Linked DNA regions of Mus musculus: region 1 is linked to region 2. The links are chromatin loops, found by intact Hi-C in ENCODE. Cell type or tissue: left cerebral cortex. All regions are shown on one strand.

Region 1 (8,000 bases), 110 kb before region 2:
CAACTAAATAAAGTCCATGTGCACTTTTTGGCTCACAGAACACTTTCTCAAGCATTACCTCACAAGCTCCACAATAGCATATTTGTGAGATAATTTGTATCTTCTGACACAGATATAGGCTACATCGTGTTCAAATAGGGTGAAACATACCTATCTCCTGGAATGTTGATCACGCTCTTTGTGTTGATGTTTTAGGAGCAGCATTTTGGACACTATCTTCATCCTCAAGCACCTGCTGGGGAGAGCGTTCTAGAGATTCTTGCTTCCTTGTACCATAATTTTATTGTCATTGGCCAACCTTTGCCTATTCCTCCCTCCCTTCTTCTCCTCAGCCTTGGATAACTACCATTCTACACTCAGCCTCTAAGAGATTAACTTTATTATATTATGCGTACAAATGAGATCATATAGTGCTGATGGGTATTTTTAACCCCATTTTCCAGAACCAAGAAACTAAGCCTTGGAGCACTTGAGTGATTTGTTTTTTACCAAGGTCGCAAACGTAGTTAATAGCAACACCATGTCTCATGCAGAGGCTCTGAACCCTAAACCCTGTGTTCTTTTCATGGCTTTATTCAAGCCTCGTAATTCTAAAATACAGTCCTAAAATAACACAAAAGCCTCCGCCAGCCTCCTTCTTTATTCCCTTGACCTCATTAAAGCTTAAATGGAACTTGTCCTCGCAAACTTAGGGTGCAACATCAAATCCGTTTGAGTTTCTAGGGCGCATAGCGACAGCTTGCTTTAATCTAATAATTGGCTGGCGTGGAACCACAGAAAGACCATTTAAAAGAAGGCAAATTGTTATTTTTCAAAACCAAGCCATTCCCTGACTAAAAGGTTCAGAGCTTTTTCCCTTTCCAAGAAAATATTTATTCCTCTAAAAGATTTCTTCCCGTTAACAATATTTTTACAGGCTTTGTGATACTTTTACAGCATTTTAGATGCAACCTAAATACTATATATTTCGAGAATGGAACCATTACATTAAGAACACTGCATATGTTTAAAAGTGTCTTTTATGGGGTTTATTAAAAGAAGCCATAAATTTCTAAGAAAGGTTTAAGCCATATTACACTGATCTTACTTCTAATTTAAACAAAATGTAAACTTTAAGTAAAACCTTGATGTGGAATGTAAACTCCCTCACCCACCCCGAGCTGACTCATTCGCATGCGCCACCTTTAAAATATTAAATCATCTATGAGGCACTCCATTTCTCTGAGTGTTTTTCAATCACAACAAATAGCTTTCTGGTGATTGCTTGTACCTGTTGACTTTCTTGGATTCATTCACAATGAAGAATGGACGGGACCAGCTGGCTACAGGACAGGGTCAGAATAGGGTCAGCTCTGCAGGCCAGAGGCAATTTGCAGCCCTACTAAGCTCCTGAGATGCCCTCTCCAGAAATTCCCACAGATACTGAAGGCATGGCGATAGCCGTCTTAGGAATGGAAGCACTAGGCACTTGGAAGGGCTAGGCTACTTTGCAAAAGGATGCAGAAGTGGGCTGCAGGTGGCAGAGGGTCCAGCTGTATACCTTGATGCTATCCTGTCTTCCTTGTAGGATTACAGTGTGGATTAGATGAGCTCATACCTATAATTCATCTATCACAGCTTTTGACAAATAGTACTCATCAAGATGAGCAGGCCTTGACGTCAACATTGTGATTAGCCACTTCATGCTGGGGTTGATGGTTTCTTTTTTAACCACGGCCATTCCTCAAAAGGGCCACCCACAGCAAATTGTGCTATATGCACCAAATTATCCTTAAAGATGCTATCAGATAATAAGAAACATGTATTTGGTCACATTTATTTGGATTTCATTTCTACTTCTTGCCCAGTGACAGGGTAAGAGCAGAATCTTTTACTCTTTATAAAGAAGTCCCTTTCAAACAGACCTACTGAAAGGTGAGTTAAAGAGATGCCCAGTGGCTGGAAAAGAAAAAGAAAGAAAGAAAGAAAGAAAGAAAGAAAGAAAGAAAGAAAGAAAGAAAGAAAGAAAGAAAGAAAGAAAGAAAGAAAGAAAGAAAAAGAAAGAGAGAGAGAGAGGGAGGGAGGGAGGGAGGGAGAGAGAGAGAAGGAAGGAAGGAAGGAAGGAAGGAAGGAAGGAAGGAAGGAAGGAAGGAAGGAAGGAAAAGAGAGAGAAGGAAGGAAGGAAGTAAAGAAAGAAGGAAAGAGAGAAAGAAAGAAAGAAAGAAAGAAAGAAAGAAAGAAAGAAAGAAAGAAAGAAAGAAAGAAAGAAAGAAAGAAAGAAAGAAAGAAAGAAAGAAAGAAAGAAAGAAAGAAGGAAGGAAGGAAGGAAGGAAAGAGAGAGAGAAAGAAAGAAAGAAAAGAAGCCCCACATTGCAGGAAAGAGCCTGGTCACCAAAGGAATCAACTACACACTATAGTCATAGGAACTTTGAGCCCCTCAGAGGAAAATCATTGGGCTAATCACCAACACACATTGATAACTATGCAATAGAGATTCCTGAAAGCCCTAGCAAGACATCTGAGGTTCTGGGTTAATGAAATCTTCCAATAGAGTAGCACACCCCAAGCAAAGACAGGACAGCTACCCTACCCCAGGCCCTTTCTAACCTTGCTTTATGCTCCTATTCATTTGTAGTTTTGATGACATCACTCATAAGGAACTGGTAGACATAAAGATACTGTTCCCCAGAGTTCTGTGTCCCATTACTGCAATTCACTGGAACAGGGAGGGCAGTGTCCCAATCAGTAGAAAAGGCAACAAAAACATGGGACCTTGGAAATGCAAACTGAGCCCTCTACAAGTTGGTTCTATGCTAACTTCAGGTATTAAGTGTCAGAACTGAGTTGAGCCCTAGGACATCCTGTTGGTCTTGTGGTATCAGCAGAGAACTAATAGGGGAGACCACCACACATTTATTTTAAGTATTATAAGAAAAAGAACAGGACTTTCCTCTACCCTCTCAGACCAAGCTTGTGCAGAGCAAACTTAGCATTAAATACCAATCTAGGAAGTAGAAGTTATAGAACGAATTGATTCCACAATGTGGAAAGGTAATTGCAAGACTGAAACACTTTCTGATTCTGTGGATAAGAGCGCCAGTCTTTCTCAGTGCCACTGTATACCTTGTTGAAGCTCAAGGCAGATCTCATCTCTTAGCCAAGCATCCAGACCTTCAGCTCAGAGCAACCACTCCTTGTTCTTCCATTAAGATGCATATGTGATGATATTTCTACCCAGAGTGTTTCCCTTTTCTAAAAAGTACAGACTCCTACTCATCCTGCAAAACAAAGACCATATGTTATCTCAACTTCTTCTTCAAAACTCTGTTAGCATTTTTAAAATACTGTGTAAAATGTTCCATTGCCTCCACAGTAGGACATGCCTGTCTCTCCCACTAAAGCCTGGACTGTAAACAGCTGGAAGAAACTAGGCATGAATTATTCAGCTCTGTATCCTTTCATGCAACACAAAAACCAAGCCCACAGGAAATGTTCTATGCAAGTCTAAGGAAAGGAGTGTGTGGTGACCTCTCTGCTTTTAGCCCATCAACTTTACCTTGAAGTCTGGCCATGTCAGAATAGAGAACAAGAAAGAAATCTCATCCCCAGCTGTGCTGAGTTCTACAGGACATGAGGAAACTCTGAACAAATTCATTTTGACCTTTCCTGGCTCATAGAACAGAAAGCAATAACGTCAACCTTAGCTGTCACAAAGTCGCCCCTCTCCAAAGTCACCTGCTGCTACCTCTCAAGGTTCTGTGCCTGCTACCTTCTCCTACCTCTCCATGTTAGCACCTTTGGAAGCTCAACCAGTCATTATCCACAGACCTCCTCATGAAAGATTTGTGCTCTCTGGCATGGCTGATGGAATTCAATCCATGCTTTCTTAGAATCCTAGAGAAAAATGTGTTCTACAAGAGAACCAATATAGAGAAAGCTTGGAACATTCATGAAAATCTGATGAAGTGATGGGTCTCTGCCCTACATTTGGGTCTGTCCTCACTGTTGCACAGCTCCCAGCCTGCAAACCCTCTTTTGGGTTTTGTATTTTGAGAGTAAAGCCATTTATGCACCAATTTTCAGAAGGGGTGGTTAAGTGGTCGCCCTGAACACAGATATTATCTCACCTAACTTGCTATGTAGCAGTGACATCTACTGGGGAACATTGTCACTTCAGGGCTCCTGTTTTTATATTGGACTTAGTAACTTCAAAATGTTCACTCAATTTATCTTCGTAGCAACCTTATGAGGTGGTTAATGTTATGATGTGCAGTTATTACATGATGATGCTGAGACTCAGAGCAACTCAGTAACTGGCCTGGTGTCACATAGCAAATGTAGGGCAAAGCTGGGATTTGAACCCAGAGGAGGGTGACTTTAGCGCCTGTTCTTAGCTATCAGCACTTGTTACCTCTTGGACCATACATCCTCTTCCCGTCAAATACACCCATTACACAGCATCTTCCCTGCTGCTTTTAACTCGGATTAGATATGTACTGTTTCTACCAATAAATCCTGCTCTGGTGATCACACCCATGTACGTCACTTCCTCTTTGTCATCCTAGTACCTAGCTCACTTATGAAAGACAATAGGTGTGCCAGAGATAGTATGGAATACATTGTGCATGAGTGAATGTCATTAATAACCAAAACCCAGTGTGTGCAGGTTTCAGACACGATATGTGGAGGCAGAACCATGGGAAAGAAGCAGCTGCTTCCTTGGAATGGTCACCTTTCACACAGAGTCATCAGAAAGTATATACACAAGACTGTAGTAAACTACATGTCAATCAAGGAAGCCATTAGAAGATCCTCACAGGTCTTAGGGTAGAGTCCACATTCTCTAACTTGGAACAAAAGATTCTATAGCAGTTGGGCTCCTACTGACCTCACTTTCCTCCTCAGCACCATAGCATTTTGTACCTCTGGCTCCAGAGTTGCTGTGGTTTTCCCAAGAAATCCTCTTCACACACCTGCTGACTCTGGCATGTCCTCTCATGGGAAACTCTTATTTGGCAGAATATAGCCCTTTCTACTTTGCCTGAGAGATCTCCACTTCTCAAGAATTGGATATCAGCTCCCCTGGAACCTTCCAGAGGAACCTTCCAGAACCTTCCAGAGGAAGGTTCCATCAATACTGAGAGTCTCAGCCTTTACCCAGCAGTACGGAGGATAGAAGACATGCTACAAGTTTCAGTTAGCCTATAGCCAAGGCTGAAGCCCAGGTTGGCGATTTAGTAGATAGGTGAGCCATGAAGTTTAATTATCATTCTGAATTTCAGAATTCCTCACTCATTTTCAAACTTTGGAAAATTAGAGGTGGTGCCTACTGCATGCTGAGGTAAACACTAATTGAACAGCTAAGGTAATGTGTTTGAAACAGTTCACAGTAAAAGGTGGAAAGTGTTGGCTGCTGTTTTGTTGTTCTAACTATTTAGTCGTCTCTCTTCCCACAGTCAGTAAGTTGCTCAGCCAAAGACTGTTTTAAGAGCTGGAGAGATGGAAGAGCAATCAAGGGTATGGTACATATTACTCTTCCAGAAGTTCCCAGTGTGGTTCACAGAGTAAAGTTATATATATATATATATATATATATATATATATAAAGTATAGTGGACATCCTGAGAACCTAGCTATGTACCTGTTAAAAAATGATAAATGTTTAGGGAAAAGAGGTTGCAACTTTAAAAAGAAACAAACAGGCTAGGGATATAGCTGAGCAGGTAAAAGCCAGAAGACATGAATCTGATATCAGGAACCACAAACAGTAGAAGGAAAGAACCAACTCCAGCAAGTTGTCTGGACTTCTGTCATGTCATGCCCCATGCTCCTTCCCCCAATCAGTAAATAAATAAAAAACACACATAAATGTAACTTTGAAACCCACTGCTTTTGTACCGTAAGATCCACCAATAAAAATATATTAAAAGAAAGATGCAGGCTCACCTTTCAAACATAGCCAGTTAGGGAGTCTAAAACTGTTTAGAGAGAGGGCAGATCAAAGAACCAGGTAGGACACCAATGGAGCACAGGAAGTGCATTTCACAGTGGCTCAACTCTGCTCTTCTCTGCACAAATGGCATTGGTGGTTCCATCCTCTCAGCCCCTCTGGCTTTCCAAATCCACCCTGTACTAGGACATCTTTTGAACATAATTGCTTCCACACATGGAGAGCACATTGAAGCCATTCCGGAGGGTCATTACAGAGGCAGGAAAACTGCTGTGATATGATCTTCGGTGGGTCAGGACTCGAAAGCTGGGATGGAAGCCATCTCTGAGGGTACCATGTGGACAGCTTCAAAAGGCAACCCACTCGCAAGCATCTCCCTGCCCTTCCTCCTAGGTGGATGGACATTCCATCAGAGACCTTCTTTTTTGAAGACTTCCTATTTCTGGGGAAGATCTCATTGAAATGCCAGAGGCACTGCTGCAGAAGACTAGCCGTGTGTGTGCATTTCAAAGAATCTGTTTCCCATGAAGAGCGGGGGAATTAAAGACTTAACCACTGAGCTAGTTCAAATGACAGAGAAACAAAGAGTTGTTTCTCAAGCAACCTCTTTGTATTGTCAGACTTTGTGGGAGGGACTTCTAAGCCCTTGGTTTTAAGAGCTACATAAGGAAGGTGAGGTCATGTTGATCAGAAGACCTAGTTGATAGTAGGAAAAGAGGTTCTAAGGAGATGGTGCAGTTCAAAAAACATAGTACCTTGGGCGTAATTTCTCTAACGCTGATTCCAAAGTCCACACAGAATGGACTGTTTTAGGAGCTGTTGCTAAGGAGACCTTACCACCACTGATCAGATGGCTCTCTCTGAAGACAAAGAACAAAGGGGGAATGCAAAAGAAGATATATGATGGGAACCTATCAGTAAACATAGCTCAAAAAATTATGGAATCTAAAACCTGAAAGATCCAGCATAGCCCTGCAGGTCAAAGACTCTAGAATGTGATGTGTATATTCAATACAAATACAAAAGCCTTGGAGCTGAGAGTTGGGGATGAGACACTCAGTTAAAACCAACTGCTTAAGAACCAAATGGAGATACCAATGTCTGTCCTGGGATCCTCATGGCTTGAGAGCTGGAAGTTCTGATATATAAGGACAAGAAAAAGGACAGTGTCCCAGTGCTGGAGGAAGGCACAGACGTGTCCTCTGCCTGTTTCTGTTCTCTTGGGGCCAGGGCCAATTGGATCATGTTCTCATTCATACCGCTGAGGGCAGAGTTTCACCACACAATCTGCTCAAACTCACACGCTGATCTCCCCAGGAAACACCCTCACAGACATATCCAGGGAATTCTCCAACCTCCACCAAAAGTAGCTACCCCTGTGCTCTTGCCTCACGTGACCACACATCCTATTCATTTTCTTCTCATGCTCTCCCATCAGATCTTAGCCTCAGAGTGAAGCAAGTGAAGTCTGCTACAAGACACTCAGCTGCCTGGCCTCTCACTTCCTCAATAACAGATGCTTCTCCTACCCATGCCAGGCACAGAGGAAACACTGGTGACCAGGAAGCTGGAAGTGCAGCCCCCTTCACAGAAGCATGGGATTACAGGTGTGCACCACTATGACTAGGCCAGACTGTACATGGCCACTTGTTGGCTGTCATTAAATGTCTGTCATCTAGTACAGATCATTACATGAGAAAATGGCCAAAATATTTTCATACAGAGATGTTCCCTCAAGACATAAAAGGCTGTTTGTGAGTGTGGCTTTCTTCACAGATGTGACAATTACTTGGAACATTGTGAGGAACATGATTTGGGCATGGCTTTTGCCATTCTACATACACACTTCTTACTTGACTGTGGTGAAAACACAGCCCTTGAAATAAGTTGTATTTCAGAAATGTAACTTTAATCTTTTTCAGACCTTATTTTTAAAGGCTTTAAACCTCCCTTGTAGCCCATCACCTAGCAGAGGTAGTGGCGGGGGGTGGGGATTGAGGGGAAGTGGACTATTTAGAAAGGTTCTTTGGAGCAACTCTTGTCTGTGTTGTCTGGAAAATGGCAGTTCAGG
Region 2 (8,000 bases):
AGGACAGAACCCAAATCCAAAAATAGGGATTAGTTTCGGCCACAGAATGTGGGGCAAGGGTACTTCCTGAACCCATGTATTCATCAAATTGCAGCCTCAGCAACAGACATGGCAGACCAGTTAGACCCAGCAAGCAAGAAAAAACAAATAAGACACTACAATGATTCTCCTCAGCCAGGTACCGATGGAAGAGACTTAGAGCAGGCAAGGGTGTGTGCTTGCCACTCCCTTAACATGTGTGACCTTGCCAAGTCACCCAAACCATTCACCTTAGCTTGTACCTCCTCTGTGCCTCCACTCCACACAGATGCATCAGGCGCCTTGTCTCTGGTGACTATTTGGTCTGAGTCCCAAGGAGAACCCCCAATAAGTCAGAAGAAAGCCTTACCAATTTCAGATTACCATTTCTAGAACTGATGGTTCATTTAAAAATCGTATGAATGTGTGGTCATTGCCTCGAGAACAGGGCTTCATCAGCTGAACTACAAAGAAGGTCCCGTGTGCAAATTGCCTTTAAGATGGAAAGCAGCTCTTACAGAATGAGTAGAAATCCTTGGGCGTCGGTTACAATGCATAGATTAATCCTTCCTGTCTTGTTTCCTGAGTGTGTTTTCCTGTGTGAGAGGCGCCTGTATCTCAATGTTCTTCCTCACCTCACTGGGCATCACTTCCCTGCTTCTTGTCCAGGGATCCTTCAAAGTCTTAGCCAGCGCCAGCCTGTCCTGACTAGCTAGCCCTCTCCAAGTGAAGCTAATCGACTCCCTATTAGATAGTTGGTTTGGATTGTCAGCGGATGAAAGTTAGACTCACCATGGAAACATACTTCTGAATGGGTCGTTGACATATGTGTGTATCTCCAGAAACATTGACCTGCAGAGAGATCAACCATAGACATGGGCGATGCCAGCCCATGGGTTGACCTACCTCTGTTCTGTGACTGAAGTTGCAGCTTGACCAGCTGCCTCATGCTCCTGCCAGGATGATACCTGTTCCCCTGAACCGTAAATCAAAATAAGCCACTCCTTTCTTAAGTTGCTTTTGCCATAACCACAGGAACTGTAACTGATGCCCCATCTACCTCTAAAGCCCGCTCCTCACTCGTCTCCCCTCCAACTCCCAGGACGTTGCATAGAGAAGTACACTGGCCTCTTCCTTTTAGCTCTGGGTCCCACCTCCCAGATGATCAACAGTAATCATAAATGGTTTCTGTGGTCCTCACTATTTAGACCTCCTGCGAGACAGGCAGAGCCAGCATTTCTATTTTACAAATAAGAAAACAAAGCTCACGTGTGGTTAAATTGCTCATAAAACATGCCTACCGATAGAAAGTGATAGGAGCCTGGCTGGGTCCCAGCTCTTGTCTGTGTCCTGTGTGTTCTCTAGTACCCTGTGTTCCCCCTACAGAGCATTGCTGAGTGGACAGCTGTCTAAGATATGGATACAATACTTCTCAAAATACCTCCCAAAGCCAGGTAGCTCATCCCTGTAGCCTCAGTATTTGGGAGGCTGAGGCAGGAGGATTTTCATGAGCGTGGGGTAACATGTGCTACAAAGGGTCAGATCATCAAGAGCTACAGGCTCAAATCTTTTCTCAAAAAAAGAAGAAGAAGAAGAAGAAGAAGAAGAAGAAGAAGAAGAAGAAGAAGAAGAAGAAGAAGAAGAAGAAGAAGAAGAAGAAGAAAGAATCCTCCAGGTGTTAATTTCCTATAACTTCCCCCTTGTTATTTCTGCCAGTCTACTACTACAGAGTAATGCTTTTGGGTAAATGCAGCTTTCCCCCCAGGCATTCAGTTTAAGCTCTAAATATCCTAGGATATGGTTGGCACCTCTGAGGACCCCATAATAAATGTAACTAACTTAAACTCTGAAACCTAAAACACCTAGCTTATTCATATAAAGCCCTTTAATGTTGGTGTGAGTATGTACAGTTGCATTTAGTTGCATACACGTGTACATGTATGCATGCATGTACATTTGGAGGCCATAAGACAGACTCAGCTGTCCTTTCTCAAGTGCTATCTACTTCTATGTGTGTGGGGGGGTGGTGGCATAATCTCCCCCATAGGCATGGGAAATATCTGTCTTTCTCTCCCTGGCAATAGACTGTCACAACTAAGCAATTATGCCCAGGCCATTTCAACCTGTGTTCTGGTGGACCAAAGTTAGGACATTGTTCTTTCAAGTCAATCACTTTGCCAGCTTTAGATATTATACAGACTAGATCTTGGTCTATATAAATGGGAGTGTTAGATACATGGCAGAGTTACTGTAAAGAATTTTAAGAATATACATAAAATACTGGATACACACACACACACATATATATGTATATATATAATCAATAAGTCACACAAGTTTTAAAATATAAAGTTAAATGTGATATGGGAGGCTGAGAGTTCCTATTAAATTGTTCTGCCATTCAATAACTCTATAGGTAGAAGAATAGCTGCTCTGTTAATTAATTTTCATATTTATGAAACATTGTCATTATATTATCAACACTACCCTCACAAACAAACACAATAATGCACTATAAGTTGTTCCCAGAGCAAGTAATAATAATAAAAAAAAAAACCCAGCTAGATGATAGGTTCAGTTGTCACATCACTTCTGCCATAGGATGAGCCCCAGGCGTTCCCCTGTCCAGTATCTCTTGTTCCTTCTAAACAGCAGCATCATATGCTGATGGGATGTCTTCCCGATAAAATGGACCAAGATATCAGGAAAAGGAGAGCACTGAAGATGGAAAGAGAGGGGGTGGGGTAGCATTCAAGAGGTCACAGAAACCAAGTCTGTCGCTTCCACAATGAGGTACCCAGAGGATACCCTCCCAATTAGGAGGCCCACTCCTGGAAAGGTGGCCATTGCTCTCTGTCCTCCTTGAGACACTACACTAGCTCCCTTTGCCTCACCAAAAAGTACCCCTCCCTGCTCCTCAACACCCACATCCATCATGGACCAAGTCTCTTCCCACCATTTATTGACACTCATTTTCCCGTTCCCCATGTGTGCAAACGCAGTGTGGCCTTTCTGGCAAGTGGAAAGAGAAGAGGAATGTGCCGGGGCACCCTCATGCCAAGTGCTAGAATGCCCAGTACTGTGTATCACTGCACGTAATGACTTGAGAGAGAAAGAGACAGACAGACAGACAGACAGACAGACAGAAAGACAACAGATCATCTCAGGCAGAGGCAACAGAGAAGCAGCACCCATATACCACCCCCTCTCCCCGTTGCAACCTAAAAAAGGACAATCAGGTTGTCTTCATGTCCAGAGAGCAGAGGTCAGCTCCAGAACGAGGGAGGTCACTGTCGAAAATGGGCTTCAGGACCCAATTATGTCCCTCATGACATTGGTTTGCAGTGCAGAACCAATTTGAAAATGTGGCATGATCAGCAGTTTCGCCCCAGGAGAGTCCAGGACCAGAGGAAAGGGGTGTCATAAATCAAGCCTCAGTTGCCCTGAGTGGGAGCCCCGGGCTGGACTAGGCCAGGCGGCTGTGAGGCAGGATTGAGATGCATTGGCTGAGCTGTGACGGTGACCCCCAGACTGAAATAATTGGGGTTGGGGGAGGTGCATCATGGGTCAGACTAAAGGGTGGTGAGAGAATATAAGGGGTGGGGACTGGGAGGAAGAGCTTTCAAAAGGCCTGCCTAGACAATGACAGGCTCTGGTCAGAGTAATTATCTGCCATGTTCAGAAGTACTGCATTCACTTTTAAAGGACACACATACGCACAAGCCACACAAATACACAGGCACAAAAGGGAGAAAAACCCTCCTGAGAGAAAACAAAGTATGACTACTATACAGCAAAAACAGTAGATCCCAGAGGGAAAGGCGATTGAAACTTAGGAACTTCATTCCAAAGTAAACAGTGCCCTCTAGAGGCACGAGGCTCACATGCAGGTGAAGTCAAACAAAAGAAGTTTCGGCGGAAGTGACCCTCGAGCTTTAGATGGCCTGGAAGGAGGACGATCCCATGCATTTCCTCTTCAGACTGAGTATCCATCATCCTTTCCCCAAGGCAGGTTTACTCCAGTGACTGTGAGGATGCCTTTAGCTGAACACACTTGCCAATGGACTGCTGTGTCATGGGAAGTTTCATTTATAAAATTGAGTGTATGTGTGTGTCTGTGTGTGTGTATATATATATATATTTATATATGTATATATATATATGTATGTATGTATGTATGCAGAGAGAGAGAGACTTCAGGATACTTTGTAGCGTAAATATTTTTGAAGCCTATATTATGACATATTCTGTCAATTTCCTCAATAAATCTAAATTCAAAATTGATCTCACAAGTGCCAGGCCAAGTGATAAAAGGCTAATAGGAGACCATTAAAGGCAGAGTTCATTGAGTTCCCACCATGAATCTCTCCAGAAGCAGAGTCTACTCTGGTCTCCCTTTCCAGGCTTCTAGTTAGACGTTTACCACACATCTCAGCCACTTCCTTACCAATGCCTCCCTCTCTCCTCCCTTTTACACAGCTGTCCCTATTGGGGAAAAGAAATCCTAGCTTCAAATAACCAGATGCAACCTCAAATTGAAACCCACTGGCATCAGGCCACATGCACAGTGATCTGAGATTCCATTGTGTTGTCACATCATGGCTGACAGTGACCTTCTCATTTGGCTGGTGGAAGGAGCCATCAACGTAGTCATGGGAGATATCCAAGTTGGTGTCCAACAACAACAAAAAAAAAGTGTCTCTTCCTTCCCTTCTATAGAGAAATAGCAGAGACTCCAGCCACCAATCTCTTCCTCCTGGGTCCACACTGCATCCCAAATGCCACCAGACAGGTACCCAAGTCATTGTCACCCAGCCACCCATCCCTACTACCACCATCAGCATCTGGTGAAAACAAACTTCTCAGGCATTTAATGTCCCTTTCAGTCCTCGTTCTATTGCACCTTCTAGCTCACTGCCTTCTGGAACATTCTAAGACAGACCATCTGCCTTATGAAGGCTACCTCACCCATTTCTACTCCCCTCTGCAAAATTCAAAATGTCTACCATCTCTCTCTCTGCCAGACTCCAGACTCATCTTTGTTGAGGTCTCTCCAGCTATTCCCAACCTTTGATATCTTGACCAGTTTGGACTCTGGAGAATTGAATCAACTTATTCCTACAGTGTTGGGATTGAGCCCAGGGCACCCAGGAGCACACATGCTGAGAAAGTCCCTTCTACCGCTGCCCAGCCCCTTTTCATGCCTTATTAATTTAAAATTTAAAACTATATAAAGAATGATGCACATCTCTAAGTATGGACATGGAAAGATGACTGCTTCATTGGTGACTTGAGGGAATAAATATAATGTGTATTTTGAGCCACTTTTGTTTTAAAAAAATACACACACACACACATGTGTGTACACATCTATAAACACACAGTTACAATGGACAGGGATGGTCAGGAGTTTCTACTTTTTAAACATTCTATGATTTTGGGATTTTTTAAACATTTTTTCATTCTGTCTGTATATACTTTTTGATTTTAGAAAAACAACATTTTTCAAATAAATCAACAAACATTCACTTGCCAAGTGTTAATCTAATTGCTAGGGGGCCTCTAGGGTGGTCTTGGCTTTCTACAGAATTAATATCTGGGAGAAAAATTCAACAGAAGACTGAGACAGGAATATGCAAAGAGCTATGAACTTAGTCAAATCCAGGGGAACTCGTAGACATAGGATGTCAGCTTTGTTGGAGGCTAAGCAAAAGAAAAAAAAATTTTACTGGAGGACCAGGCAAATGAAAACCACACTAGTGTCTTACTGAGTGCATGCCCACTGAGTGGAAAAGAAAGCACTGGGCACTCTTGGTGGAGGGAAAAGACTCACGATAACAAAGGTGTTGGCCTATCTAGGGAGGAGCAAGCAATTCTGCATGTGTAAACAAGAACATGTAGGAAAAGGAGAGAAAGAAGATGTTAGAGCAGCGGTTCTCAACCTTCCCAATGCTGTGCCCCTTTAATACAATTTCATTGCTACTTCATAACTGTAATTTTGTTACCATTATGAATCCTAATGTAAATATCTGTTTTCCAATGGTCTTAGGTGACCCCCATGACCCTTCAAAGGGGTCATATCCCACAGGTTGAGAACCACTGCTCTGGAGTCTGGGCGTTGAGAGGATACAATTCGAGGGAAAGGCACAGAGCCTTAGCATGAAGATTGCTGGGACCAGAGATCAGTGCCTTCCTGGGTCATTTCTCTACCTTATTTTTGAGAGAAGATCTCTCGGTGAACCCAAAACCCATCATTTCTCTTAGACTGGCAGGCTAACTACTAGCTCCCAGGATCCAATTGTCTCTACCCACCAGGGCCGGCGGTACAGGCTGCTTTATACAACCGTGGATCACAGCTCCAGGAACTCAGGCTTGCACGCAACAACATCCCCCAGTTAGCTATCTCTCCAAGCCAGAAACGGACTCTTTACACAACAGCAAACAACAGACAGTGTGAAGTAGGTATTTATCTGTGATATCATCATTTATTTCCTGGTATCACTGTTGAATTATTTCATGATATGTATGACGATTTTAATGTATCTATTGTGTATGTCATAGTCTCCAAGTGAGCAACAGAGGAAGTTAGAAACTTGCACCCATTTAGAGCACTGGCAGAGACCTGAGCACATTTTTTATGAATGGAATCAAAAACTGTGTTGATCTGCGATATTAAGTGTTGTCCGCAGCCTGGGCACAGGAACACAGCATTTATTTCTTAAGCTGTTCTCTGAGTGATCAGTGGAGGAGGCATCTTGCCTTCTGCTTCTTACCAGCTCCAGTTCCCATAGGGATCCCCTCCACTCCCGGAAGACCTCACCTCACAGCAGCAGCTTTTGTGAACCTGCTGGAGAGATGGCGGCTTGGCCCAGGGAGCGTCCACATGGTGTCTGATGATAACACCTCGAGCAAGAAAAAAAGAAAAACGGTTTTCCACTGATGGCAGTGTGTACAAGCCGGCTGAGCTGCTTGGCACAACCCCCGCAGCTGTGTATTCATGATGCTATGTGTAAGCCAAAAAAAAAGGGGGGGGGTAGGGGTTTGAACGATATAATCAATACAGGCTGAAATTTGGTTGACCCACTCAAGTTCTTGCCTCTCACTGCCTAACTGCTCTGTGAGAAGCGGGGAGCTGGGCTGTAGACATAAGCCTCCCCCTCAAAAAAGTTTAAACCCCCACTGTGCAGAAAAACAGGAACAGATTCTGCCACATGCAGTGCCACTTGGCTGCGTTTCCCACACGTTCAGGATGATTTCTGTGGCAGACCTTCCCAGTGGGTGGAAGGGAACCAGACGCCCTACCCCCACTCTTGGGAACCTGTGATGATGGGGCAAGTAAGCTCCGGGGTGGAGAGTAGATCTACTTCACAGCCTTGGATTTATTTGAAAACTGGAAATCACGGTGCTGATGTAACCAGGGGAACGCATCCAGTGTCCCAGGGGCTGGCCTCTCATCCGTGAGTCTACACAACCAACTGTAAGCTGACCTGTATGCACTCTTTCCTATCTTTCATGGACCAGGTGGTTTTGGAAATTGACATTCTCACAAATGAAGGTCCAAGAAGAAAGCTAGGGTCTGATTGTGTTGTCTTTGTGTGCCATGGTTAAGGCACCATGAGATAAATAATCAAAATTAAACCTAAAGTTGGCAATAATAATAATAATGCCCATCTGGCAACATTTGGGTACTTTGCCTTAAAATTTGGAATGAAGCTGAGTTAAATTAAGATGGTTCAAAGGACTGGTCAGATGGCTCAATGAGTAAGAGGGCTTGCAATGCAAACCTGAAGACCTGAGTTTTGAATCCAAGTAAAAGGCAAGGTATGGTCATTGTCTAGGACCACAACATCTTATGGAGGATGGCTGGGATTTGGTGGCCAGCCAATCTAGCCAATAAACTAGAGAAAATACTCCACACCATTCTCTAGCCTCTGAATGTAATGTACATTCACAGGGGGTAGCACCCGCACACACAGGTCCAT

The links. A loop is a pair of places that touch in the nucleus more often than their neighbours do. Peaks named below come from ENCODE experiments on the same cell type or tissue, not always from the same donor. Only the 100,000 strongest peaks of a DNase experiment are listed, where the experiment ranks them.
Region 1: it touches region 2 in a loop (2.9-fold over the local background); 7 of 42 quality-filtered maps call a loop at or near these places.

The regions. Positions count from the first base shown.
Region 1 is chr1:169,343,804-169,351,803 of GRCm38, forward strand. No RefSeq gene overlaps it. Among named protein-coding and RNA genes, the nearest start is that of Gm34477, 17 kb to the right of the region's middle. In left cerebral cortex, a CTCF peak has its summit at 4,130 (motif pointing left); DNase peaks (open chromatin) are centred at 656, 3,303 and 4,121; H3K27ac peaks cover 243 bases.
Region 2 is chr1:169,455,691-169,463,690 of GRCm38, forward strand. Gm34535 (a long non-coding RNA gene) reads left to right here and starts at 7,276. Exons shown (of 3, transcript XR_373696.1): 1 at 7,276-7,495. In left cerebral cortex, a CTCF peak has its summit at 3,891 (motif pointing left); DNase peaks (open chromatin) are centred at 3,513, 3,876 and 7,269; H3K4me3 peaks cover 420 bases; H3K27ac peaks cover 1,092 bases.